Linked DNA regions of Mus musculus: all the other regions are linked to region 1. The links are chromatin loops, found by intact Hi-C in ENCODE. Cell type or tissue: left cerebral cortex. All regions are shown on one strand. Region 1 overlaps Dync1i1 (dynein cytoplasmic 1 intermediate chain 1). Region 2 has its middle 9.0 kb from the start of Gm22155. Region 3 overlaps Gm35051 (a long non-coding RNA gene).

Region 1 (8,000 bases):
GCTCCCTCAGTTCCGACTGCTGAGACCCATCCTTCACAGGAGGCCTGAGAAAATGGGCACATAGTAGGTTTCAGGACAACACTTTGTAGGGACACTATTTGGAGAGCCACAGTGCCAAAAGGTCTACACGGCCAAGAAGATGAACAAGGAGAAAAGGTGCGGCTTGTGTTTCAAGCTCACATCAACTAGTTACACACGGCTGATGAGAGCACTCTGGAGACTAGCAAGGGCGCTCCTTGTTCTGATCTGCATTTGAGATGTCCCCACCCAGGCTCATAGCCAAGCTTGTTCTCCATCTGGCGGAGCAACTTTGGAAGGACTTAGAACCTTCAGGAAGTGCAGCCTCCCTGGCAGAAATGTGTCACCAGCAAAGAACCCTTGATGGCTATATCCGGGCTCCTAGTTCCTTCTTCTCTCCACTGCCTGTTCCAATGTGATGGGAACAACCCCTGCCACCTGCTCCTGCCAGGAATCAAGCTGCTCCGCTGTGGCTTTCCTGTCACAAGGGACTGAAACACTGTGAATCGTGAATACAGAGTCTTTCATCCCTTCTATTATTTCTGTCTACCATTTCTGCCATGTCAGGGGAAAGATAAGTAGCAAAGCCCATGACTCTGGGGCTGGGCAATCCGTGAAGATGTCATCCAAACTGTTCTAAGGTCTCCACTCATCAGATGAGGGCTAGAGAGATGGCTCCGCAGTTAGGAGTACTGGCTGCTCTTCCAGAGGTCCTGAGTTCAATTCCCAGCAACCACATGGTGGCTCACAACCATCTGTAATGGGACCTGCTGCCCTCTTCTGGTGTGCCAGGGACAGCTACAGTGTACTCATATACATGAAATAAGTAAAACTCAAAACAAACAAAAACCTGCACATCACAACCAATATCCATCCATGGAGCAGCAGCCGAGAAACTCGAATCCTCACTTGAATCGTGCATGTGCCCTACTTGTAAGCCTTTCAGCTTTGACCTGTTCTGTGGCCAGAACTATATACAGATATCCCACAGTATCCTGGGAAATTGGTTTCAGAACTGGCTCTCCCCCCCACCCCGCCCCCTTGGACACTTAGGTCTGGGCATGCAGAAGTTCCCTACAGAAAAAATGGTGTAGTGTCTGGATGCTACCTGTGTACACCCTACCACACTCTTTAAATTGTGTAGGTAACTCACAACATTGAACACAACACAGATGTTCTATATTATCTGTGAATCTTTGGGATAGAGATTAGCTTTGAAATTATGTTCTGTCTATAGTCTATTAGATGCCCCAATATAGAACTCCGAAATATCAGGGTTCCTTTGTGACTCGATGTTAGCCCCAGCCTGCTTTGCATTTGTCAGATGAGCTAGACAGCAGGCAGAAGCACTAATCTGTCACTCCCGGAGAAAAACAACCCAAGCTCGCTGCCTCTCATGGCCGTGTGCTTATGCTCATTTCCTCTGCTCTGGGAAGCCTGGAGTCCTTCCCTTGGCAGGACGGGCCTGGCTGCTATCCCTACACATCCCCTACTGTTTCCATAGAAAGAATTTCCCAACCTTCTTGTGTATTCTTTTCTATTTTGGTTGTTTTCATAAGATGCTTGTAATGATTTTGTGGGTTGCAGATTAAGAAAAGGAAATTTTTGAAATAGGACGTTCAAAGGACATGCCTTACCCATATTAGGTCAGCTGTGCCATTCCTATGTGTGGATAGAACATTTTCACCCCTTAATAAGATTAGTAACTGAAGATGATATTAGTCACAATATGAAATAATGTTCCCTTTTAAATGTGATGATCGTTCTGATTTATTTCCCCATCTGCGAGATGAGAATGATAATTACCCCTTTGAAAATATCATATGGTCAAATTAGTTAATGTTGGACAAGCATTTCAGAATGAAGATACCTAATAATTTATTAGTGGCTCCGCTGGCATGCAATTTGAGAATGAAGTCTGCCTTTGAGGAATTGGCGCTTGTGTTAATTCATGTTTTCCTTAAATTCCATGGAGCTCACGAATGTACTCTCTCTCTGGGTGCCAGCCATACCCAACTGTGGCACATGGCCTTGTAGCCTTTGCCCAGCTGTGGCACATGGCGTTGCAGCCTCTGCCTGGAGAAGACATGTCTGAGAGGGCAACAGTCTGGCAGTCAGGATCTGAAGTAGAGACTGAGCAGATAAGCCACTCACATACTTCTTAATTTACTGCTTTCCTTTTGATTAAAAGACTTTTGTTTTTCATTTGTGAGGAAAGGAGAAATCTCACAGCACCTCATTTTCTGCTGTGTCCCTCGAGAGCCCTAGACCCATTCATGACCTTGGACAGAACAATCCTATGTCTCAAATGAGACAGGAAACATGAACGCTCATCTTCATTTACTCCCTTCAGTGCTAGCTTGATAGCAGAGCACTTCCTAATTCAGAAAGCAGTATTTTCTCTATTCACAAAGGAATCTGTGGAGAATAAACATTTAATTTCCAATACATAGTGATGGCTGTCCCTCACTAAATTCTGTATTCTGGAAGCTCCAGCTGGTCTCTATACATCAAGTCCGAAAAAGGCTGTGGCTGGCAAAAATTCATATACCTGTGTAGAGGAAATGTTGGTATTTGACCATGTGTCTCTCTGGTCCTTCACTTTCCTTATTAACATATATTTTCTAGACCCCAGGTAGGGTGTTATATTTCTATACATCTCTACAAAACAGTATGAAGCAAGGTAAGAGAAGTTATCAAATATTCAATGTGGGTTTCTTTCCATGGCTCTATGATAGATATCAGTCAAGGGAAAGTCACGGGTTCACAGAATGGAATACTTATTTGTCAAAAAATTAAAATCTAAAGGTTTTACTTTTTACTCTGTAAATTTATGTATGCAGCTTCCTACACCAGCAATGTCAGAATAGTCCCCTTGACCAGTTTTCCTTTAGTAGCTCTTCAGCTTTCGTGTGTCATGCCAATAAAAAGACTCTGCACTGCCGAGGCGTGCTAAGGAGGCACAGAGAAAGAGGGGAATCGGGGATGCAAGAGAGAGTGTGGAGGGTGGGCACACAGCGAAGCCGGGTAGATATATGTGTGCAAATGTGTATACAAGCAATACACACCATGATAACAACAGTTAGGGCACAGGACGGGTTCCTGTGCAGCTCACAGGCAGAGGAAATAAAGTGCCTGGCAGCTCACTCACTCAGTAACAGGAAAGGTGGGCGGCAGGGGACTGGACTCCCCAACAGGAAGAGAAAGTATACAACTGCTTTTGCTACTTTAAGTCAGTGCACCCAGAAAGCCTCGAGCTGTTGTCTCTGGGAGGATGTGCCTGGAGCTGTAGCACTCTGCCTGCCTGACAGAGCATTTAGGAGTTACACTGATCCCCCACATTTGAAATACTTATTTAAGAGGGAGCAGTCACTGATGGGAATAGTTGTAACTAAAAATCTTGCTCAAGTACTATATATATATATATATATATATATATATATATATATATATGTGTGTGTGTGTGTGTGTGTGTGTATATATATGTATATATATATGTATGTATGTATATATATATAAATTATATATATATACATACATACACACACATATATACATACACACCACACATATATATGCATATATATATATATATATATATATATATACATGTGTGTGTGTGTGTGTATACAATACTTTCCATTTAAAGTCCCTTGGTTGTGGGCTTTGGGACTTCGGGACCAGTAAAAAGCTCCTTGTTATTGTTCTAGATGTGAAACTGGGGATTTGTATGCAGATCCTAGGGAATGGGTGTGAAATTGGTTTAAATTATGTGAATTTCAGGAATATCACTATGTCTTTATTTGTACAGTTGCTGATGAAGAAGAATTTTAATTTGAGTGTTTATATGTTTTTTAAAAAGATAAAGTAGACATTTGCATGCTATAAACCACATTTTCTCATCTTTCTGACAGACTTACATTACATTTAGAAATAGCTAAAGTTTCTCATTTAACTTGTAACGTGTGAGTACAAGTAATTTCCTTAGCATATGTCTTCTCTTGGACATTCATTCTCTTATCTCTTAAACCCTTCTTAGCCCCGCTTTCAATCCTGCGTTAACCTCTTTGTGCTTCAGTGTCCCTCTTGTAAATGGGAGTAATGCCTACCTCACACGGTTGTTGCGGGGATTAATTAGAGAGGAAGTCTGTAAAGCATTTAAAAGTTTCTTGAAGACGGCGCTATATAAATACAAAATAATATCTTTTTTTAAAAATCCTGCATTAGTTTAGAAAACAGCCAGTAGGCGGCGCTGCTAGCTCGCTTTTTGGAAAACCCGCTGGCACCCTGATTTCAGCTCTTTTGAAAACATGGAAATTATTTTAGTTTAGTCAAAGCAATCAGAGTGAGAAAATTGGATGAAATACTTCAAAGTTGTCTTTTCGTGTCTTTTGCTACCTCGACCCAAAAACCAAGAATAAAGCTAGGCTACTGCTTTTTCTTTACGTGTCTGAGACGCCCTTAACTGACCCACAGTAAGGATGACTTTGGGAGGTTAAGGTAACCGAGTGTGATTATCTAATTTTTCCATCAGCTTGAGGTTCTGATGTGAAAGTTCTATTCATGGAGAGCCAGAAGAAGGGGGAAATAAAAACCTGTTTACACTTTCACTTTCCAACTGGCCTTGCCAGTTATCCCTTGACCTGGTGTAATGATGAGAAAATATCTATGTAGCCTTGGCCTCCCGAGCTGTGGGCTGGGAGGGGTCTGTGGGGAGGTTGAAGCTGGGGGAGGGGAGAAGTACAAGGCTTGGAGGTAAGACTTTTGCAGATTCAAACGCATTCTCCCAGGGTGCAGATGTGTCTTGACACCCTGTGGAGACTCTCTGAAGTGATCCAAAGGGAACTTTCCACCCTTGCCTCGCACCTCCATTCTTTGAGATGAACTATTGACAGTCCCTCTGTGTTTTATAAACCGCCATGTAAAAACCGTTGCAAACTGAATTAGCCAGCCAACACACTGCGAAGACCTCTTCCAAAGAAAATGCTTCAGCTAAGCATTTCTTACCAAGAAACGCTGGAACCTCCCCAGCTCGTATTCTGCACAATTCCCCCGCCCGCCAGACACCCCGGACCATGTGTATGTTCAAAGTGTTAGGTTGAAACAGACACTAGCCAAGCAACGACACGTGACCGCCGTTCATCTTTTTGAGTGTGCGGGTCGTGGTCGTGCCTGCGGAAGGCATCTGATGCATCCCACCCAGGGCATATCCCACCCAGGGCATCTGAGCTCTGCTTCATGTGGTTTTTCTCCCCACCCCCCACCCCCCCACCCCCCGGGCATTGAGCACTAGCTGGTAGGTGACACTTTTGGCTGGCCTCGTAGCTGGCTGCAGCCGTCTGTCTGTCCTTCCATGGCATGAAAAGTGTGTCCACTAGCTAGCGACTGTAGGCTCAGAGAAACTTCTGCCCCCCTGGCCTGGGGGCTGCAGTAGCATTATCAATCAGTCTCTGAGATGAAGCCTACAGGAGCAGGGGAAATTTGTGCAATCCTCAACGGTAAACACGGGGACCGGTGGTTGAGGTTTCGGAATTGAGAAACATTTGAAAATGTCTATTTGAGTATCTAAAGTAAACCTTTCTTTTCAAGAGAAGGGGGAGCTGAGGGGAACTCTCTGGGTGGCCTTAGGGAGCTCAGCTCACCTTTTGCCTTCATGTCTCTTTTCTCAAACGGTGGGGGTGGGGAAAGAAGGGGAAAGAAAATAAAACCTTGCTTGCTTTTCTGGTTTGTAGATGAGTCCTTTTCAGTTCCCGTCTCACTCAACGGCCAGCCAGCTAACTTAATTTTCATCCATCTTCTTCTCACAGCCCCTCATACACCCACACGCATGTTCTACACCTTCTCTCTCAGCTCTGTGGTCAGTACCAACCAAGCCCTGATGTGACCCCCGGCCCCCATGGCTTTACTGTAGATTTCCCTTGGAGTCTTCCCTTACTCGTCTAACTTTTCTTCTATCGCCTGAAGCTCCTTACAGCTGAAGTGCTTCCAAGTCCTGGCAGACAGCTTCCAGCTCAGGAGGACAATGACAGAGGTGTGGACGGATGCAGATGCAGCAAGGGAAACAGCAGGTGTGCGTGCGCGTGCGTGCGTGCCTACGTACCTGCGTGCGTGCGTGCGTGCATCTTCTACCAGTTGGCTTTCTTTATCCAGTATGTTGCTGTGTGGCCAAAGAAATCCTTTAGGAAAGAAAGCGAGCTTAACGCAGAGGTGAAGAGAAGGTTGCCGGGGGCCCTCACGGGAAGATGTGTTTAGAGCTGACGTCTTGCTCCCCTTTATGCTTGCTCATCTTAAAGTCTTTATTTCAAACACATACTTGTGTTCACAAACCCCCATCCTAATTTATTTCTCCTTTCCACCACGGTTTGCATATCTTCACTTAAGAAACAGGTTCCGTTTCCCTGGATTCCTGCATTTTCTGTTTTAACATGAGAGCCTCTCAGATTTCACTCTTGTGAGGACTTTGTGAGTACTGCTCAAAGTCCTGGAAACTGCACCATGAGGACAAGATGGGAGAGACAAAAGTCTTTGCTCCTTTGTAAAGCAGGAGACCCCAAAATAACCACGAATGATTATTCAATTCTTGTGCAGTAGTGGCTCCTCAATATTAACTCTGCTGTGTTTCTATATCTATTTATGGGAGGCTGTGACCCTAGGAAATTAGCAGTGAATTCTAATGAAATATGTAAGAGATGTTGTCTCTGAGTTGCACTACTCTCAAATAAGTCAAAACATGATCTAGATATGAGGTTTGATGGCTGGCTCAATGTTCCTTCAACAGGAGACAAGTTGGCTGCAGGCTAGCTGGTTAAAAGCTTGTCATGCTAATTTCGGTTGTAAATGCCATGAGATTTCCATTTTTCTTTCTATAAGTATGGGTTAATTTCACAAACGGGGTTAGTTAGGTTTGAGGTTTGCAAAAGAAAAAGAGAAAAAAAAAGGTCTCTTTTCACAAAGCAGTGTTTGGAGGAAAATGCATGAAGCAAAGTCAGAGAAAAAGAGTGTGAGGCTGGCTGTTTGTGGAAAGTTGTAGCAGCCAGTGCTGGAAACAAGAGAAACCAATGGATGCTAAGCACGTGATTGTCCACCAAGAAAGGACAAGCTCAACCAATGCCTTTATATGCGACAGACAGCATGTGGCAGACCTGAAGACCTGGCCTTGATGTTTAAAAGCATTGAAAAATCAGCATGAAAAACGGCATGTTCTTCTCTTGTACAACCTGGGGAGAGATGGGACACAAGAACGGAACAATGGATTAACATATTTGAAAGTGAATCTTTAAGAATAAACTGGGAACACAGAAATGGAGTACATTCCAGGTGGTGTTGGAAGTGTGAGATGTTCACCCTGCATGAGACAAAGGCTGGAATGAGCCAAGAGGACATAGACAGGAGCTTCTCGGTAGACAGTGTCTCGGAGGCCATGAAACACCACCTGCAACCCTTCAGATAACTCCTGACCAAGGGCATAGAGTGGGAAATGGGGTAAAAGAGTGACCTCCTGGCCAAGAAACTGGGCAAGACCTCAGCCCAAAGGCCACGGTCCACTCCAGCAACAGCAGTTGCCCTGGGACCAGCTGTGGGGTCCTCACCAGAGAAGATTGCTCAGACATGGGTTCAGCCAATAGAAGGTCTTTATTACCCAGCCAGCTGACGGCTATAAAGGGGCTTGGGGATCCCAGTGTAGCACCAAACCTTTCTCAGGTTGAGCTTTTCAGCAACACCCCACCACCACCGTGTTCTGGGTTGACATACTCCAGTTAACAAGAAGAGTTCACCAGAAGCAAAAAAAAAAAGAAAGCAAGCTGATTACATTTTGAGACTTTCCCAGAGCTGTGGACTTTTGGATTAAGCCTTTGTTGTAGTTTTGGCAGGTGATGCTGTCTGCATGCTGAGGTTTTACAGCCTGAATGGCACTCGCATCATGGAGTCATTTGTGCTGAGGTCTGTGGCCCTGTAACAATAGCACGTGTGATATTATAAGA
Region 2 (8,000 bases), 1.1 Mb after region 1:
CTGTATACCTGAATATTCATAATATAGGGATATATATGATAGGAATACATTACAGTGCATGATATTTGCAAAGTATCTGGAGGGCATTTATCACAGCTCTTGATGTCTATTTCTCACACACTCTTGGGACATGAACGTATGGTATGAGCAGAAAGGTAAACTTCAATTCCTTGTTGCATGGGCACAGTTCAAAGCTTTATCAGCCTGAATCTGTCCTTTGTGGTGACTTAGGTGAGATGGAGAAAAAAGAAAGTTTTCTCTGACAAGGATGAGAGGAAGGAAGAGGGTATGTTCTCGTACAGCCCCTGCAATCTTGTACAGTCTTGTACCATCCAATGCAGAGCCTTGTGTTCTGCTGGCCGCACATACTGTCTGTCATCTTGAAGGCTTTTTTCTGTTATCTTTTGCTTTCTCTACATCCCACTGAATCTGTCTGCTGTGTTGAAGGCATGGTGTGAGACAGAGTCACTGATTTTGTTCTTTGGGGAAAATCACAGATGGGTCACCTCAAGATGCAGATACCTAGAAAATAATAATTGGGTGGCGATTCAGCAATATCTGTATCTCAATGTTCAGGAAATACATCCAACTCTGTTTAGGAGCATCCGTAAACTTTTAAAAAGTTAATTAAAAGCAAAAACAAAACTTATACCTGATGTACAGAAGTAAACAAAAAGGTCTACATGTTTTCTCGAGTTTAAGAAATAATTCATCTTTATCTTATTTATTTATTTTTTATGTAGCTGTTTCCTCTAAATGTTAAGACTCAGGAAGCAAAATGAACCAAGGTTCAAGAAGCTAACAGAACTTGTAAGATTTAGGAAGTTCCTGAAGCTTGCAGGATTCATAGACCCTTCTCCAGGGTTATGTAAACAGTAACAGTTGCTGTGGAAAGGAGACTGTGTCCAGCTGAGCTGCCGAGGCATGGGAAGAGCTGCAGAGATGGGGCTTTTGTGGTCATCACGCCCACTGGGGTGGGCTTTTCAGGGCGGTATAAGCAAATCATAATAAACTCACTGGTTTCTTAAGCTAGATGATGGTGGAACATTTCTTTGTTCTGTCATTGGTGCTGTATCTGAGGTCAACAGACTCTTATCCACATTTCCCCAGGTCCATTTTGACTAGCTTAATTCTCTCTCTCTTCATGCATACATATACAGACACTAATATAGGAAATTATTACATATAGTTAGTATCTGCATAACTAATAAGACTATGTACATATATTTATACATACATATATATACATATACACATATATGTATATACACACATACATACATATATATATATATATATATATATATATACACACACACACATATATATATATATATATATATTCTTTTAGCTCCTTAAAGGAGTTACAGTAAGAAGCTGAATCAGAAATGAAAATGCTTCTGTTATCTCAAGAAATCAGGATGAGAAAAACCCCAGGGTTTAAAATTGTGGGTTTAAGCTGGGCTTGGTGGCACACATTTTTTTTTTTTAATAAATAAAGCTTTATTGTTGGGCTGGAGAGATTACTCATGAATAAAAACCATTTGTTGTTCTTGCAGACAAGACCTGCTCTTGCAGGTTCATTTCCCAACACTGACATGAAAGGTCATAATCACCTGTAAACCCAATACCAAGGGATCATCCTAGAGCCTCTCCTGTCTTCCATAGGCACCAGGCATGCGTGTAGTACACGGACATACATGCAGACCAAACACACACATACGTATAAATTAAGACTAGATAGACAATAGACAGGTATGCAGACAGAGGATGGTTGGATAGATAGATAGACAGACAGACAGACAGACAGACGGACAGATTATGGACAGATAGACAGACAGAGTGAGCTTTATTAGAGTACACAACTATGGCAGCTTTTCTCTACAACAGTGGATTAGGGAAATTGAGACAGAGACCACATGGGCCCCAGAGCCTGCAACATTTGCCTATCTAGCCCTTTACAGAAAATGTTTGCTGACCCTGGTATAGACTATAGTGAGCTATAGAGCACATTTTTTTTTCATTAAAATTAAGCATTGGTCATTTAAATAATGGCCAGGGTAAACAAAATAAGTCAGGTTGAGATTCTTGCCTGGTCTTGGAAATGAGGCTGCAACTGAAACCAGCTCTATCTTGCATTTTCTCTGCTGTGCTGAGACATCACCTGCTCTTCTCTCCTAAGGCAGTGTATTTCTCTTCAATGAGGTTTCTTTTTTTTTTAATATTTTTTTATTACGTATTTCCCTCAATTACATTTCCAATGCTCTCCCAAAAGTCCCCCATACTCCCCCCCCCCACTTCCCTACCCACCCAGTCCCATTTTTTTGGCCCTGGCGTTCCCCTGTACTGGGGCGTATAAAGTTTGTGTGTCCAATGGGGGTGGCACACATTTTTAATCCAAGTACTAGAAAAGCAGAGGCAGGTAGATTTCAGAGTCTGAGGCCAGCCTGGCCTACATACTGAGTTTCAGAATAACCAAGGCTACCCAGAGTGACCCTGTCTTAGGAAGAAAAACCAAACCATGGGCGTATTCACTTTCTCTTAGTGTAGTGTGCAGCTGACTGCCTATCACTTTGAAGAGTATCTTAGAGTATCTTAGTATCTTAGAGTATGCAGAGTCTGGGCTCTCTTCCCAGCATGAGATTCCTGGGGATGGAGCTCAGGTCTTCAGGTTTGATGAGAAGCATCTTTATCTGCTGAGCCACCTAAAAGGCTTTATCTTACAGGATGTGATGGTTAATATGGGCTGCTCACTTGACAGGATGGTCCAGGAGCCAAGCCTCACGACGGCTGAGAGAGTTTATAGACTAGGTTAATTGGGGGGAAAAGACCCATGGGAGGTGAGCTGAGCGCTAGTGGTTGCTTCTGGATCTTGAGGATGGGTGCAGTGTGGTCAGCCTCTGTGTATTTCCAGGCCTGCCCCAGCGCAGTGGACTGTGTTTCCTGGACCTCTAAGCCAAAATAAATCCTTCCCATTTCCCTGCAAATTGTTTCTGTCAGAGCATTCTATTAGGGCAGTGGGAAGAGTAAGCAATATGGGAGAGTAGTGGGGAAAGAATTTTGGTTTAATAACATTTAGTTACTAGAGAAGATGGCTTTTAAATATTTCATAAGGTATGTTATACAGTGTTTATTTACAAAGAGTACATACTGTGCTACTTAAGAGCTTTTATTAGGTACCCAAACATGGTATTACAGGTTGTTATGTTCAGACCATAGTCTATAGTCTAAACATATAAAATAATTGAAATATTTAAAATATTTTTAATGGTGTGGTAATTAGGACTGTGTAAACACATAATAAAATGTGACTTGGGTTTTCAAGGTCTCCGTTGTAGTAAAAGCTGCATTATGAGACAGTCCCACAGAGGACTCAGGAATTCTACTGTAGCCATGAACCTGGGACACATGCAACTAAACCAAGTACCCCAAGTCAGAGCTGAACATATGAAATGTTTTCAGAAGTCATTTGCAAAGGGACTACTCCACAGTGGCAACATGGCCAAGAATACTGCTTAAAAAGCAAGAGCTCATTTCACACAGCCACAGAGAACACAGCACTTAAAAGAGGGTGCTTCTGTGACAAAAGTCAGGCTGGCCCTGGTGGTGCAAGCCTGTAATCACCACACACAGCACAGGTCCAAGGCCTGCCTGTGCTCCAGAGAAAGTTCAAGGGCAATCTCAGTCATTTAGTGAGCCACTGGCTCCAGATAAAAATCACAAAGAGGCAGAGGCTATTGTTCAGTGGTGGAGCCTAGGGTCTCAGTCTCTAGCACCAGGGGATAAAGGGGACAATTGGAACATACTAGTTTTAGACATCGTCACAAACCCTCAAGACGAGTGTCTTGAATTTGCCTTTTAGGAAGAATATGGATGTGTGTGTGTGGTGGCAGAGAGCAGGGGTGACAAGCATTTTGGCAGCAAGTATAATAAACTTACATTTCCCCCCCTTTTGATTTGAAGACTCTTCAAGCTCTCTGAATACTGTACTTCTAAACTTGAGGTAGCCTAGCAACAGTGACATCTAGTGGTCGTGCATACTGCATTCCCTCTCCTTTGAAGGGTCCCTTCAGAAAGAGTCCTATTAGAGTTAAGTGTTTAAAGGTGACACTACAAATATCCACCTTAAAACGGCTCCCCAGGATCTCCAGTGTGCTCCAAAGCCGTGAGGACTGGGACTCAGATGTTTAAGTCTGAGTATCTCTTTGACTTTTCTAAAAGTCTCCTTGTAGGATAGTCCAAAGAGGATAATTGGGCTCACACATTTAAAAGTACAAGTCTGACAGCCCAGCAGGATTTGTGAAGAGTAGAATGCTCTCAGCTGCTTCAAGCCGCTTTTGCCTTGTCCAGCCCCGCCCCCACGATCAGCACCAGAAGGCTACCACCAGGCAGATCTCCCCAAAGAGGAACTTGCATCCGTCTCTCAGCAGCTCCGAGACACCTCACCACACTAAGTTCCCTCACGCTTGTCTGGCTTTCAAGCCACCCTCAACTCATTTCTCTACTCCAGCCAAGTCCGTTTGCCCAGTGCCCTCTGGAACTCTCACCATTTCTCCACTCCTGGCTGTGTCCCTCTTCTCTTCTTTAACGCCCGTCTTCAAAGCTTGTTTTATCTTCATCTAGTCTATGGAGCCATATCTTACTCCCCAACTCTGTTGATTCACAATTGGTATAACACAATGAAGGGTGAAGCCGCTTTACTGATGTCTCATGCTGGTCTCATATGCTAGTGACTAAAAACTGCAAAATCAGAGATTGCTTTCGGTATTTTCATAAATACTAACAGTACAAACATGGAAAACATAATCTCTCCTAGGCAATCCTTAATTTGTTCTCAAGTTTCAGCAGAAAGGCTTAACTCTCTTTGTTTGACTAGCTTATGGACGATAGTTTTTGGTAACTGCTCCTATAATTTTAAACTGAAGTGAAAAGCCATATATCAGCTTGAGGTGTAAAAATTTATTCCTAAAAGATTCTCCAGGCATTACAAGACATTCTTTTACATACACTGGATACTCTATTACGGGGTAAATGACATGGAATAATATGGAATTCTTCTTTCATACCTGAAAAGTTTCTTTCACTGTCTTTAGGAAGGTCATCCAGTCTGAAAATGTTACCTCTTTGACTCAAATTCTGTTTGCTATTGTTGGACAGTTCACCATTTTTTAAATACCCATTATGTACTATCATGTAGGTTCTGTGAGGAATGCCAAATTAAGTTGTTCTAAATGCTAAATTATGATTCCTAATTTTCTTTTTAATGAAAGGAACTTCTGCGAAAGAACTTTGGTAAGTAATGTGTAGATCATTACATATGCAGGAGACTCAGACCAGGTTAAGGCCATATCGGTTAGGATTCAACTGGAGGAGGGTTGAATTCTTTCCTGGGCACTGCATTTTGAAAGAGACAGACAAATTGGAGAGAGTTCAGAGGGGAAGAACGAAATGATCAAAGGTTTGGAAAATCAGCCCTGTGAGGGAAGGTTATGAAAATCAGGCCTGCTCCGCCTAGAGAGGAGAGGACTGGAAAGAACCGTAATAACTCTCCGAAACACATAAAAGGATGTTTGCAGGAGGAAAGGACCAATTATCCTCATTAGTCAACAAGGACAGGACCAGGAGTAATGGGACTTAAGCTTCAGCAAAGGAAGATGAAAAAAGATTAAATATTATAAAAACCTTCGTTTCAGGCAAGGCCTAATGCCTCTTCAGAGTTAGGGATAAAGAAATCAGCTGCCATGATGGCAGCCGAACATGAAAAAACTGGCAGAGAAAACCCTGGCAACACAGTAATTCTCAAGGAAGGAAATAATGGCGGAAATGTGTGTGCTTCTTCACCTCTAGCATAATTCTCACCCCTCCAGTCCAATAAGGTAGTTACTGTCACCAAGGGCCATTCAAACCCATACAGACACATATACAGAACTGCAGAGATGCACTAATCAGGGGCATTAGTTTTAAGATTTGGCGGGGGTGGGGGGTGGGCAGGTGTGTGTGTGTGTGTGTGTGTGTGTGTGTGTGTGTGTGTGTGGCAAAATATTGCATGTTTTTCTCCTGTAAAGAGAGACAGGGTTTGTGTAGCCTTGGCTGTCCTGAAAACCATTCTGTAGACCAGGCTGGCCTCGAACTCAGAGATCTGTCTGCTTCTGTGTCCTCAGTGTTGGGATTAAAGGTGTGTGCCATCACTGCCCATCTGAAATATTGCTGACATGACAAAACTGCAGCATTGTAAACTGGCAGGGCTGTGGTTGTCTGCAGAAGTCCTATATACGATCAATATAGTCAACACTACAGAACGGAGAAGGAAGGAGTTTGTGAGCCCCACCCAAGCTGAGGCGCTATTGACAGTTGATGGCTGCTGAGAGAGAATCAGTTTTTTTTTGTTTGTTTTTTTTTTAAGACATTGACCATACTCCAAGGGATGGCCCCACATCCATGAGTGATGGGCAGCACAGACTGGACTCAGTGATTATGAAACAAGAGCAACAAAGGAGGTGCAGTTGAGAGAGGGTGGGAGATGGAGTAGGTGTTAGGGAGATGAGTAGGAAGTGAATCTGATCAACACACATTATATTATAGGTGTGTGAATCTCATAGTCATGCATTATATGTGTGTCTGCAGTCTCAAAAGTTAACAAAAACATTTTATTAAAAATTATAAATATTTGTCACCTAGAGAGCTGGCTCAGTGCTTCAGAGCACTTACTGCTCTTGCAGGGGATCTGAGTTGTTTCCAGCACCCACGTGGTGACTATCAACCACCTGTAACTCCAGTGTTAAAGAACCTGATGCCCTCTTCTGGCCTCTGTAGGACACACATAGACATACATCTAGGCAAAACACCCACACTCATATAAAATAAAAGCAAATACATTTAAAAAGAAAAATTATAACTATTTGAGGCAATGAATATGTCAAATATCATGATTTCACATCACACATATGTATTGAAACATTAGAGACTCTCCTATAAGTACATGCAATTATTATGTGCCCGTAGGGATAAAACCTATAAAATTAATTTAAAAGTTGAGTTCTTCAGCAGAAATATTCACATAGCTGAGTCTTGAGTGGATAAAACCATAAAGATTCGTTTGACAAATACCCAAATACCTCTCTAGGAATGAGGAGCCTTTATCAGATTTAATTTGATGATGAACTCAATTTAATCTATAATGCTGAAAGGAAAAGCTTAATCTTAATTTTTAAAGAGAATATTTCAGAAAAAAACAGGCATCAGGAATTTGAAGATAGTTTGTAAAGTGATTGCCACAGGAATGAATATAGTTTTTGTTTGTTTGTTTTTAGACTTTGTTACGTGGTGCAGATTAATATTCCAGAAAGAAAACCCTCTGGTTGGCGTAGCTTGAACTGTACACGCATCTATCTTATCAGTTTAAATCCTGTTAAAGGTATTCCTAACAGGTGAGGCATAACCACAAGAAGGAGTGGTTACCAGATGCTTACAGGCAAAACCCAAATATATGCTCTCAGAGAGTGCCACAAACGTAGATTCTTGAGCTTGACATTTTAAGTACAATTTGTGAACACTGTACTGTGGCCTTCATGGCTCTCTCCATCTACCAGAGATTAATTCTAGAGTCCTCGCTAATATGATGAAGAGAGATGAACCAGCCAAAGGAACACTTTTACCTCAGACAATAATTTGTTACACTGTGGCTATGAATTGCCTCTACAACGTGGTGTGGGAAACGCCTGTTTTCATCTGTGGTCACCTGGAGTGTGGCCTTGAAGGTTATCCTTGGTACCCAGGCCCTTCTTCTCCTTCTGCTTCCTGCCCACAGGAGATGAAGAAGCTGCTTTGCTGCATGCCCATACTATCACCATGTTCTACTCAAGTGCATGGGCCCAAGTGAGCATGAGCTAGCCGCCCACCCCTGGAAGCCAAGTGTGACATAAATCCTTTGGCTCTTGTTTCTGCCGCGTATTTGACCACATTAGTGATAAAAATAATGTGCATGGGACAAGACTTACCTT
Region 3 (8,000 bases), 1.8 Mb after region 1:
AGTGCTAGTGCAACCAACTTGCTAAATCAAGTGGACAACTGCTCACATGGAGGTCACATGTGTAACTCAAGCTACTTCGGTTTTTAAAGCACAGTGGTGTTTTCTCTCACCCATTAGGCTTATATACACACCACGGAAAATGTACGACCACATACAAGCTGGAAAGTGGCTTTCAAATGTCTCAAGGAAAGAGACTTGTCTTTCTTGAATCTAAGCAGGGTAATACAGCCTGTGATCCCAACTCTCAGGGGGCTGGGGCAGGAGGATCACAAGGTTAGGGCCAATGTAGGCTTCACAGTAAGCTGTCATCTCAAATAACTCAGTAATAAGCAAAACAAACAAATGTGTATTTTTAAATTTTATTGTATTTTTCAACACTTTCTTTTCTTTTTTTATTTTTATATATTTCAAGATTTTATTTTTCTCACTGTGTACCCCTGGCTGTCCTAAAACATGCTCAGTAGACCAGGTTGGCCTCATACTCACAGAGATCAGCGTGCCTCTGCCTCAGAGGTGTTGGGATCAAAGGCATGAGCCACCTGGGCACAACTTTGTATTTTATAGATGTCTTTGAATGGTAGTCTAAGTCAGTCTCTCCTGGTGGGCACTGCTGTGTATTTTATAGATGTCTTTGGATGGTAGTCTAAGTCAGTCTCTCCTGGTGGGCACAGCTGTGTATTTTATAGATGTCTTTGGATGGTAGTCTAAGTCAGTCTCTCCTGGTGGGCACTGCTGTCAGTACTGGGACTGAGTAAGTCCTCGTTCTACATTCTCTGACATGCTTAATATTTCTGGAACCAGTAAAAGTTGAATTATTTCCAGTAATTTCCTTAGTATTTGGCCAATGATCCTTTAAAGAAATGGTAAAATCTAAGGGTAAAGAGAAAGCTTATTCTTAGAGCCATAAAAACACTTTCCCTTGCCTCACCTGTAAATGATGCATAATGGTGAATCTAGTCTTAGAAACCTTAGTAAAATGTATTTCATTCATGACAGAAATCCAATAAAGGCAAATGAAATATGATTGCAGTTAATAACTAATACATTTTTAAAATCTTCATAACAATAAAAAAGAGCTAATACCAGTAAGAAACAGGACCAAGAAAATCTCCAAAAAATGCAAATTAAAAAAAAAAACTATTAAGAACGATTAACAAGAAAACCATGCTCAAAGGCAAAGGGATATAAATGGTATTAATTTTAATAGTGAAATAGGCTGCAGTGGCCTGATGTTGAAGTTTAGTTTCTAGAACTTATAGTAGAATGAGGGAAGCAACTCCTGAAAGTGGTCCTCTGACCTCCACACAAGTGCTCTCTCTCCTCTCTCTCTCTCTCTCTCTCTCTCTCTCTCTCTCTCTCTCTCTCACACACACACACACACACACACACTCACACACACACATACACACACACATGCACGTGCACACATGCTATCACACACACATACACAAGCACACATGATGTCATACTCATGCTGTCTCTGTCTCTCTCATACACACACACACACACACGTACATGTATAAATACCACACATGCACCCACCACACACAGCAAACACACAGCACATGCACACATGCTGTCACACACACATACACACACAAACACACTACACACACCACATACCACACATTCACATACACACACATGCATGCACACGTGATGCACAGAATAATAATAAACAAAATTAAATTTTCAATGATATTTTACCTTTAGAACTAGAAACTATATTTAAATAAAAATGCTCATTGATGGTGAGGATTCAAAGAACCATGGGTATAGAGACAGATCCTTGTAGGTCTCATGCAGGAAGTTTAAGGAGAGATATCAAACCTTACCATGTTATAAATCATTTAATCCACCAACCCTACCTTCAGGAACTCAGTTTTATCACTACAGATGTGAACAAATATTCATCTGCAATATTATGTGTCAAATGATCACTTTCATCATAAAAGGTATACACACACACATATATATGTATATATATACCCTACAGTTTAAGAACAGAAACATTAGATGAATTGCTGCATAGTCAAAAAATATAATATGAATCTTAAATTATGATTTTTGAGAGCTGAAGTTGTGAAACATATTCTAAGAATATTACTCAGGAAAGCACAAAATACAAAGCAGGATGCTAAACAATATGTGGAAAATATTATAGTTCTTTTAAAAATATATAAACCAGTTGGGCTGGGCTGGAGACATGGGTCAACAATTAAGAGCACTGCTGCTCTTGCAGAGGACCCAGATTTTGTTTCTAGCACCCAGATGGTGGCTCACGGTCATCTACAACTCCGTTTCTATGGCATCCAACACTAGGTTCTGACCTCTGCAGGCATTTGTATGCACATATACAGATGAAAAAACATTCTGTATCTTGTCCAATGTTTTCTAGATTGGAGACATCAGTGTTTATGAACTGAGAAATCTAACACGGTGCCTTGCAACACTGCAGGCATATTAAAAACATACCTGGCTAATCACATGTGTTCTTATCTTGTTTCATCTGCTGTATTAAAACAAACAAACAAAACACTGACAAGAAACAACTTAGAGGAGAAAGGGTTTAATTTGCAATTCTAGGTCACATCCCATCATTGTGGGAAAGTCAAGATAGGCCGCTGATCAAGTCGCATTCACAGTCAAGAGCAGAGAAAAATAAATATATTACACAATCACTTGTTTGCTTACTTGCACTTAGCTCTATTTCTCATTCTTATACTGTTCACAACTCCTGTGTAGGGAATGGTGCTGCCCACAGTAGCCTGAACCTTCCCACATCAATTAATTGACTTTAGACCATCCTGCATAGACACACCCACATAATGCATAGGCAGTACTTCATTGACATTCTCTTACCAGGAGATTCTAGGTTGTGTCAAATTGACAATAAAAACTAACTAGCACAACATGTATAAATAATGACTACCAAAGCACTATAAAAACACTCACTAAAATGACTATTTCTTTTTAGTTCCAAGATTGATTGTGTCTTTCTTTATTTATTTATTGTTTCTGGGTTGTATATAATGCGTATGTATGACGTTCACTCAGTTAAAGGAAATTATGGATCTTAAAGGGGGGGATTTTAGTCATGCTGTAGCTGGTTTGCCCATGTGTCATGCTCAGCTGTTACTCATAATCTGAACTCATTCAGGAGTCAGCTCGCTAGCTGAAGTGGCAGGGATGCTACAAAAGTAAGACAGGAGCTTAGCAACCACACACTGTATCTAGATGCATGAACAAAGTAAGGGAGGAATAACACCCCCTGCACACACACACACACACACACACACACACTCACCCCGAAGAGGACAGGGTCCAGGGCCAATTTCACTGAAACTCAAATCACAAAAGCATCATAGCAAAGAGTGTTGGACAATTATTCCTTTATTGTGTCTCACCTGAGGTATTGTTTGAACTGACTGTTAACAGATGTCAATATTATAGTTAGTATTTGTAGAAGGGTTTGGTTGCCTTCAAATTGGAACACTACTGGCTTCATTAGTCTTAGTTGCCTTGTGTAAAAAAAGAGACAGCAAGCACGAGTTCCACCTAGTGGCCATATCATATTAATGCACAAGGCTACCAATGAACTTAGAAAATAAGTCATAATAAGTCTAGGAACTGGCTCTTCACCCTAACACGCCTTATCAGCTGCAGTACCCTGATTTCCAAAACTTCCTTCCTACCTACAGTTTAAATTTTTATAAATGTGACAGCTCTGGTCATCCTGGAAAAGATGTTACTCTGAATTGTCATTATCTCTCTAGCATAAATTACCAAACATAAAGGCAGACTGGCATTTGGTCTGTCATAGCATTGTCTATCCTGCAGTCAGACTCGCCTGGATCCCTCCTCATTCACTTCAAACAGTTGTTCTTTCCATGATCCAAGACACTGAAAGCATGAAAATGAAAGAATACATTTTGTTCTCTAGCTGATGAGAAGTGATGATCTATGCTAAATAAAATATATAGGAAGCCATTTGGTCTGATGTTCTGATGTAGATGCCAAAGTACTGACCTGCAAGGAAGATATTCATGCTAAAGTTGCACACAACTAAGTTACTTATCTGAACTGAGAGATCGGGAGAGGGTCCAGTGATACTCAGACTTCCGAAAGCATCAATAGTCAACAACTCGATAAGCAGGATGGAGGTTGGTCCCATATGGGTTCTTGTATTTGAATAATTGGTTCTCAGTTGGGAGATTGTAGGGCCTTTCATAGATACTGCCTTGCTGGAGGAAGTACATTACCGGGAATAGGCTCTGAGAGTTTATAGCCTTGCCCTACTTCATTTCCTCTTCCTGCTTCCTGTTTGCAGTTAATAGATATGATCTCCCAGGCTACTGCTCCTGCTGACCATTGCCAAGCCTCCCTCACAATTATAGGCTTTCCCTCCGGAAGCACATGCAAAAATAAATAAACTTTTTCTTCTGTAAGTTCCTTCTGGTCATGATATTTTATTACAGAAACAGAAAGTAATTACTAATACAATCAATGCCACCCCTCTTACCTCCCAAGGGGAAGTAATTGGAGATAACCAGATGTTAACAGACCTCTGTACTGTGTTGTACTGTTTCCTTATTCTGCTCGAACTATATTACATAAAACAAAAAACAAACAAACAAACAAAAAAATGTTCTGCCATACCCAAAAGAGAGGTTTTACGTTTTAGATAAAAACTGATTCTGGAGTGGAAAACAAATTCTAATTAGGTCAGTTCATGGACTGTTTTGAAGGTTGTCTTTTGACATGTCATAAGATACTCTTTTGGATTATTATAATGGGGCCAAGTCATCATCTCCTCTAGGCACCCACTCACGATCCCCTTTCTAAAGTATAGTGCTGCCAATAGAGGACACCAGACTCCCCAGCAAAACAGATGCCCCAAGGGTGATGATGGCCAACATTAGAGCTGCATCCTTTCCAATGGCCTGCCCCTAGCCAGTGGGAACTCCCTCATCAGAAATACCCAGAAGGTTCTGCCTTATTTCATGGGCCTCTAGAGTCAAACACTAATTAAATTATGTAAATTATTGTTAACACACAGGACATTTGTTTGACCTAAATATTCTCTAACATTTTAATCATTACTTAAAAAACAAACTTCTACAGAAATCTCTATTTATGGGTTCTCTTACAAGTGGTGTCACCTGGCCTTGAAGAACCAGATCTGAGGACAGACTGAGTGGCCTTCATCATTGTCCATAGCTCCTCAACTCTAGACAGCAACAGTTATGTACATGGGCCTGGTCCCTCTCAGCAACTGAGTATCTGATTTCTGACCAGGTCATCAATACATTGTGGCATTGACAGTAGACCTGCTTCACAATATCCCCCCCACCCCCACTGCCATGAGAAATTGTGTTGCCCAATACAGAGATGGGGCTCCCCACCTCACTTTTTCTTTAAAGTCTGAGATGTTCATTTTCTCACACCGTTATGTTCATGTTAATCACAAAGGAGCACTGGGTATGGCACAGTCCTGGGTCACACTGATTGAAAACAAATAGCCAGAAATACTACCTGAGTAACATGTCAAATCACAAGACAGTGTGACAAAGGGATTTGCATGATCATTTCCTGAAGTTGTGGCTTTTAATACATAACCAAGAAAAGTACTTAACTGTAGATTCACACATACCCAATTCACATATTAAGAATTCACATATTAAGAATTCACATATTAAGAATTGATATTCTTGGATTCGCTAACCGAATCCAAGAACACATTAAAGCAATCATCCATCCTGACCAAGTAGGTTTTATTCCAGGGATGCAGGGATGGTTTAATATACGAAAATCCATCAATGTAATCCATTATATAAACAAACTCAAAGACAAAAACCACATGATCATCTCGTTAGATGCAGAAAAAGCATTTGACAAGATCCAACACCCATTCATGATAAAAGTTCTGGAAAGATCAGGAATTCAAGGCCAATACCTAAACATGATAAAAGCAATCTACAGCAAACCAGTAGCCAACATCAAAGTAAATGGAGAGAAGCTGGAAGCAATCCCACTAAAATCAGGGACTAGACAAGGCTGCCCACTTTCTCCCTACCTTTTCAACATAGTACTTGAAGTATTAGCCAGAGCAATTCGACAACAAAAGGAGATCAAGGGGATACAAATAGGAAAAGAGGAAGTCAAAATATCACTTTTTGCAGATGATATGATAGTATATATAAGTGACCCTAAAAATTCCAACAGAGAACTCCTAAACCTGATAAACAGCTTCGGTGAAGTAGCTGGATATAAAATTAACTCAAACAAGTCAATGGCCTTTCTCTACACAAAGAATAAACAGGCTGAGAAAGAAATTAGGGAAACAACACCCTTCTCAATAGCCACAAATAATATAAAATATCTCGGCGTGACTCTAACGAAGGAAGTGAAAGATCTGTATGATAAAAACTTCAAGTCCCTGAAGAAAGAAATTAAAGAAGATCTCAGAAGATGGAAAGATCTCCCATGCTCATGGATTGGCAGGACCAACATTGTAAAAATGGCTATCTTGCCAAAAGCAATCTACAGATTCAATGCAATCCCCATTAAAATTCCAACTCAATTCTTCAACGAATTAGAAGGAGCAATTTGCAAATTCATCTGGAATAACAAAAAACCGAGGATAGCAAAAACTCTTCTCAAGGATAAAAGAACCTCTGGTGGAATCACCATGCCTGACCTAAAGCTTTACTACAGAGCAATTGTGATAAAAACTGCATGGTACTGGTATAGAGACAGACAAGTGGACCAATGGAATAGAATTGAAGACCCAGAAATGAACCCACACACCTATGGTCACTTGATCTTCGACAAGGGAGCCAAAACCATCCAGTGGAAGAAAGACAGCATTTTCAACAATTGGTGCTGGCACAACTGGTTGTTATCATGTAGAAGAATGCGAATCGATCCATACTTATCTCCTTGTACTAAGGTCAAATCTAAGTGGATCAAGGAACTTCACATAAAACCAGAGACACTGAAACTTATAGAGGAGAAAGTGGGGGGAAAGCCTTGAAGATATGGGCACAGGGGAAAAATTCCTGAACAGAACAGCAATGGCTTGTACTGTAAGATCGAGAATTGACAAATGGGACCTAATGAAACTCCAAAGTTTCTGCAAGGCAAAAGACACTGTCTATAAGACAAAAAGACCACCAACAGACTGGGAAAGGATCTTTACCTATCCTAAATCAGATAGGGGACTAATATCCAACATATATAAAGAACTCAAGAAGGTGGACCTCAGAAAATCAAATAACCCCCTTAAAAAATGGGGCTCAGAACTGAACAAAGAATTCTCACCTGAGGAATACCGAATGGCAGAGAAGCACCTGAAAAAATGTTCAACATCCTTAATCATCAGGGAAATGCAAATCAAAACAACCCTGAGATTCCACCTCACACCAGTGAGAATGGCTAAGATCAAAAATTCAGGTGACAGCAGATGCTGGCGAGGATGTGGAGAAAGAGGAACACTCCTCCATTGTTGGTGGGATTGCAGGCTTGTACAACCACTCTGGAAATCAGTCTGGCGGTTCCTCAGAAAATTGGACATAGTACTACCGGAGGATCCAGCAATACCTCTCCTGGGCATATATCCAGAAGAAGCCCCAACTGGTAAGAAGGACACATGCTCCACTATGTTCATAGCAGCCTTATTTATAATAGCCAGAAACTGGAAAGAACCCAGATGCCCCTCAACAGAGGAATGGATACAGAAAATGTGGTACATCTACACAATGGAGTACTACTCAGCTATTAAAAAGAATGAATTTATGAAATTCCTAGCCAAATGGATGGACCTGGAGAGCATCATCCTGAGTGAGGTAACACAATCACAAAGGAACTCACACAATATGTACTCACTGATAAGTGGATACTAGCCCAAAACCTAGGATACCCACGATATAAGATACAATTTCCTAAACACATGAAACTCAAGAAAAATGAAGACTGAAATGTGGACACTATGCCCCTCC

Evidence for each region. Hi-C counts contacts between places; a loop is a spot of excess contacts. Peaks named below come from ENCODE experiments on the same cell type or tissue, not always from the same donor. Only the 100,000 strongest peaks of a DNase experiment are listed, where the experiment ranks them.
Region 2: it touches region 1 in a loop (10-fold over the local background); 13 of 42 quality-filtered maps call a loop at or near these places.
Region 3: a loop joins it to region 1, with 4 times the contacts of the local background. A loop is called at or near these places in 5 of 42 quality-filtered maps.

Annotation. Positions count from the first base shown.
Region 1 is chr6:5,854,302-5,862,301 of GRCm38, forward strand. All of the region lies in intron 6 of Dync1i1 (dynein cytoplasmic 1 intermediate chain 1), which reads left to right. Among named protein-coding and RNA genes, the nearest start is that of Gm34527, 38 kb to the left of the region's middle. In left cerebral cortex, a CTCF peak has its summit at 4,256 (motif pointing right); DNase peaks (open chromatin) are centred at 306, 3,218, 4,294 and 5,029.
Region 2 is chr6:6,911,322-6,919,321 of GRCm38, forward strand. No RefSeq gene overlaps it. Among named protein-coding and RNA genes, the nearest start is that of Gm22155, 9.0 kb to the right of the region's middle. In left cerebral cortex, a CTCF peak has its summit at 4,025 (motif pointing left); a DNase peak (open chromatin) is centred at 4,024.
Region 3 is chr6:7,657,340-7,665,339 of GRCm38, forward strand. The region is part of intron 2 of Gm35051 (a long non-coding RNA gene); the gene reads left to right. Among named protein-coding and RNA genes, the nearest start is that of Asns, 32 kb to the right of the region's middle. In left cerebral cortex, a CTCF peak has its summit at 3,570 (motif pointing left); a DNase peak (open chromatin) is centred at 3,550.